Linked DNA regions of Homo sapiens: region 1 is linked to region 2. A link is an interaction called in ENCODE POLR2A ChIA-PET data of the cell type or tissue named here. Cell type or tissue: K562. All regions are shown on one strand.

Region 1 (2,500 bases), 120 kb before region 2:
TAATCCCAGCTACTCGGGAGGCTGAGGAAGGAGAATCGCTTGCACCTGGGAGGTGGAGGTTGCAGTGAGCCGAGATCGTGCCACTACACTCCAACCTAGGTGATGGGAACGAGACTCCATCTGAAAAAAAAAAAAAGAAAAAAAAGAAGAAACAATAATCACTACCAAATTCATGGTCTTAGACTCACATGGAGTGCTGTATGTAAATGTGTGCATTGTGATGTGTGCTCTAAAATATGTATGAGCATTGCATCATTCACCCACCCACCATCCATTCAGCTAGCACTTATTAATCACCTATTGTGGTCCAGACCCTCTGGAAGCAATTGCAACACCTGCTTTGTGGAGCATTCATGTTGGTAAAGAGAAGGAGTTGAAGTGGTTGCAACCCGGGAGGCCACAGGGATTGAAGATACCTGTGTCACTTGCAACTAGAGAGATGACAATCTCTGCTATTGAAGAAATGAGCCTAGCCCCGGACATAAGGAAATGAACAATTAGAAGGTCCAATAAGTGCATGTCTGGGAGAATTACGCACAGAACGCTCTAAGAAGCCAGAGAAGGAACAGTTGGGGGTGGGGGAGCAATTTTGTGAGAAATAAAATTTGTTAAATCAGACAAAATAGTAGGGACTGAAAACTAGTGTCAGAAGTACTATCTTAAAATGGTGAAGATTGGAGGACTTGAAGTCAGACTTGGATTTAAAACAAGGCTTGGCACTTGCTAAACATTTGCTGTGGGCAAATCCCCTAATCCTTCTCACGTTGTTTCTTCACCTGAAAAAGGAGTTTTAAAATGCTTTATGGGAATGTTTTGGGGATTCAATTTGAGTAAGTTTGCTATGTATTAATATATGATAAAGTACTGTACAGGCTAATGCTGTCTGGTATCAAAAGGTACTTTCAAAAGTTTTTTAAAGCTATAAATAGATATAAATCATAGCTTAATCAGGTCTCAGCTACAGATTTTCATTTTATTGGCCCTTTCCAGAATGATCTGAATCCCATCTTGAGAGCAAGTCTTTAGACTTTTAAGCTAGTTACTGTCATATGGTATTGCTCTCTTGTCCAGGCTTCTTCCCATCCCAGCCACAGGAAATCTTTTCATTTCTCTTGGATTGTGAGCATTAGTGAGAAGAATGGGCTGTCTAGTACAGTACATCAATTGAAAAGGTCTTGTCTGGTTTTGTACGGTAACATCCATTCTCCCCTCTGCCTCCCAAGCCAAGCTAGCCCTTCTGTTTTCCTCTCTCTCAATATGATGAATATGGAAAAGGAAAAAAAAAAAAAGGAAGAAAAGCTATGCATCTGCCTTTTTGAGAGTATGAAAATCCCCATTACTAGTTTTCTCCATTTGTAAAGAGGTATAATTTTCATCTAGATTGTTAAAGTCTATTCTCTCAATAGCAGCAGCTGCTGTCTAGGCGAATCTGTTAGCAATACTCGCTTTAGTTCTCCACTTGAAATGGACTTAAGCCCATCTGACATTTTAATAAATTGCCTTTGATAGAAATCCAAACTCAGATATTTAAAACTATCAAGTGAACTGTGCCCTTTTGCCAGGGGTGCGGTGGGGAGGGGGGTAATGAATGTAAATCAGTTTTCTAGACACTGCTACATATGCTGAATCTTAGCATGTCGCTTGAAGGGACCTCAAAGATAATATTAAAACAAGGAAGTTGGGACCCAGAGAGGCTAAATAATTAGGTAAGGTCATATAGTAAATTAATAGCCAAGCAGGGACAAGAACTCCTTTGTCCCTGTTTCCAGTCAGCACTTTTTTTTTTTTCTTTCTCAGATATATTCTTATTTTATTCCTGTTTGGCTTTGTTAGCAATTTAATTAGTTTAATGATCAGATAATTTGTATTTGGGCTTTGAAAGTCACTGCTTTCAGGTTTAAGGCAGACACTATGTATATTTTTTCATTGCCTACTACTTACACATGATGGTGGGGTGATGTTACTTGTAACAAATTTCTGGGAAATAAGGAACTAAGTGTAAAAATAGCATTAGCTTTACTTGTATTTTCTATAAACAGGATGGAAATTTAAAGTACTGTAGATGTGCACATTTTTTAGAAGAAGCAAGTTCCTGGAAACCCTGTTCAGATTTGGCTTGTGAATCATAGAATAAAAGCATACTAGAATATGTTTGCATGTTCTTTTTTTTCTTCTTCAAAACTTATGGCTGTAGGTCATGTTTGCTTGTTCTTTTGTTTTCCTGGTACTTGCTTTGGGAAGCCTTTAATATTGGTTGTCAGGAACTATGTTCAGCAACTATTTTATTGCATTCCTAGGATGTGCAAGGCACTGTACTGGTTGCTGTGAGCAATACAGAGATAAATTAAGCATAGGGTTTTTATTAAAATGTCTTTAAAAAAAGTGAAAGACTCATAAACTGTATGTCTTAAAACACAGAATTGCTATCTCCCAACAAATCAGTCCTTTGATCTATAAGGCAAATCTGCTTTGAAATTGTTAATATTAGGGTAACCTAGTA
Region 2 (2,500 bases):
GAATTCTTGTATCTAGCACTTAACACACCACACATTTATCACCAGTTGATCTGTCTGTAGTTTCTGCTTAGTCTCAGAAGTCCTTGAAGCTAGGGACTGTGTTTTTGTTCTCTGTGGGCTTATCTCCTAGAGTAGTGCCTGACACAAAGGCATAAGAAATGTACTCAACAAATGTGTGTGGAATGAATAAATGAATCCAGGCTTTCCTAAGCACCCATGGCCATCAACCCAACACTGATTCCTTTTTCCATCTGCATTGCAAAAATCAAGAAAAAGGGAAATAATAGAAAAAAGATAAAAAGATTTCTCAATCAAATGATAAATAAATGTCTGGAGAACAAGCAAATCTTGTATGAGGTTTTCAAAACAGTCTAGACTGACATCTAGAGCAAAACCATACAGAAAAATTCCTATTCGGCAAAATGGCATAAAAGATTATGAAAGAGCTTTTGGATAAGTTAAAAAATAGCAACTCAGTGAAAGAAATCCTGAATAGTGAGTTTGAAATTTATTAAAGGATACACGTTTTAAAATAGTCATAGGGGAAGCTTCTCAAAGACTGGAAAGATATCCTTAGGCAGATCTACTTAATGATGATAATAATTGTTGGCCAGGAGCTGTGGCTCACGCCTGCACTCCCAGCACTTTGGGAGGCTGAGGTGGGAGGATCACTGAGTCCAGAAGTTCAAGACCAGCCTGGGTAACATAGTGAGACCCCATCTCTACTAGAAAAAAAAAAATAGCCAGGTGTGGTGGTGCATGCCTGTGGTCCCAGCTATTTGGGAGGCTGAAGTGCGTGGATTGCTTGAGCCTGGGAAGTCAAGGCTGCAGAGAGCCCTGATAGTGCCACTGCACTCCAGCCTGAGTGACACAGCCAGACCCTGTCTCAAGAAAAGGTTATTATTGTTATTTTAGCTAACATATATGAGGATATTCTATGTACCAGGCATTATCCTCAGCATTTTGCATGCATTATCTCAACTAATCTTTACATAACACTATGAAGTATGCCTAACTATTTATGCCTAGGTTGCTGATGAAGAAACTAAGATCTTTGTATCCAGTTCAGCTGGATCAAAACCCAGTGCTTTCTGCCTTCCAATCAGGAGGTTTTTCCTTGGCTATAGAGCTCGACTTTCCAGGCAATGCACAGGCAGGGATGTGTGCTCCAGGGGCCACTCCAGTTCTCAGACAAGCTGCAGACACAGTCAAGGAACAGTTGGCAAGATCATGTATAATAGTGGACCAGAGGCGATGGAAGGAGCTCAACATTTTCACTTAATCCCACTTCTCGCTTTCCTGTGTGGTTTGTGGGTGTGAGTGCTGAAAATGAGCTTCCTCTGCAGGAGGAGGAAGTGGCGGGGCTCGGAGCCAGAATGACTCATCAAAACTCCCTAAGGAAGTCAGGACAACAGCGGGAAACTGAGCTTTCAACATCGGACATTCAGGTGGCTTCAACTGGACATGTATGCATGTGAGAAAGAGGGAGGGAATGAGAGGGGATGCAGTTTAACAAATGAATTATATGGGGAGTGAGTGCAGGAACCTGTCTTCATTTATTCTGAAGCTCCTCAGAATCTCAAGTTCACAGCTCAGCTCATGATAGACCTCTCCCCCTCTATCATGTATGTGCTTGATGAATTAGGAAGATTTTATGAACCAAACATTATGGGATCTAACCATCATACATTTCTATCATATTATTGATCCTTTTATAAAAATGAAAATATGGAGACTAAGAACAGTTATATAACTTGTTCAAGGCCACTCTGAAAATGAGAACTGGAGCTTAGGTCCCAGAGTAGCAGCCCCAATGGGGCACAGACTGAAGGGCTTGGCTTTTGCTGTCTTGTATTGACTTACAAGAGCCCACTGTTAAATATTTAGGAGTTTTCTTTTTTTTTTTTTTTTAATATTTAGGAGTTTTCAAGCCAGTTATTAAATCGTTAGTAGCTTGAAATCAGCATGGCATAAGTATTTATACTACAGAAATTTGTAAATGCTAGAGATGAGGACTCCCTTCCCCCCGACCCCTGCCCACCACCTGGAGACAGATTAGTGTGTCTAACCTGTCATTGTTCCCATGACTATCCCATAAAATAAAGTTTTTATTAAGTGTGACATCACAATCCACTTAGGAGCAGTTTTATTTAGAGCTTCACAGCATCCAACTAAAGCAACAACTTGTCATTTATAGGGCTAGATCCCTATAAATGATAGTTCCAGGGAGTAAGGAAGGTAAAGCTAGTAAGACAAACCAAAAGAGATGTTGCTTTCCTTGTATTTTATTTCTGTTGCAATGCTTTGAAACTTTCTTGTTTATTTACATATTTAAGATCTGTCTCCACAAGAAGGCAGAGGGAGAGATTTCATTTTTGGTGCTTCCCAGTTAGTCGTGTGAAAGAGAATCACAAAAATCTGCCTCTCAACAACAAATATAATCAAAACCAACAGTAAGCTCACCAGCTGCAGTCAAATGAGGAGAAGTTTCCAATTTCAC

Evidence for each region. Peaks named below come from ENCODE experiments on the same cell type or tissue, not always from the same donor. Only the 100,000 strongest peaks of a DNase experiment are listed, where the experiment ranks them.
Region 1: POLR2A ChIA-PET joins it to region 2 with 5 read pairs; 8 of 35 experiments call an interaction of 5 or more read pairs at or near these places.

What each region holds. Positions count from the first base shown.
Region 1 is chr9:71,763,709-71,766,208 of GRCh38, reverse strand. All of the region lies in intron 1 of CEMIP2 (cell migration inducing hyaluronidase 2), which reads left to right. Among named protein-coding and RNA genes, the nearest start is that of CEMIP2, 3.6 kb to the left of the region's middle. In K562, no CTCF peak of the experiment used is centred here; no DNase peak of the experiment used is centred here.
Region 2 is chr9:71,646,223-71,648,722 of GRCh38, reverse strand. No RefSeq gene overlaps it. Among named protein-coding and RNA genes, the nearest start is that of CEMIP2, 120 kb to the left of the region's middle. In K562, no CTCF peak of the experiment used is centred here; a DNase peak (open chromatin) is centred at 1,362.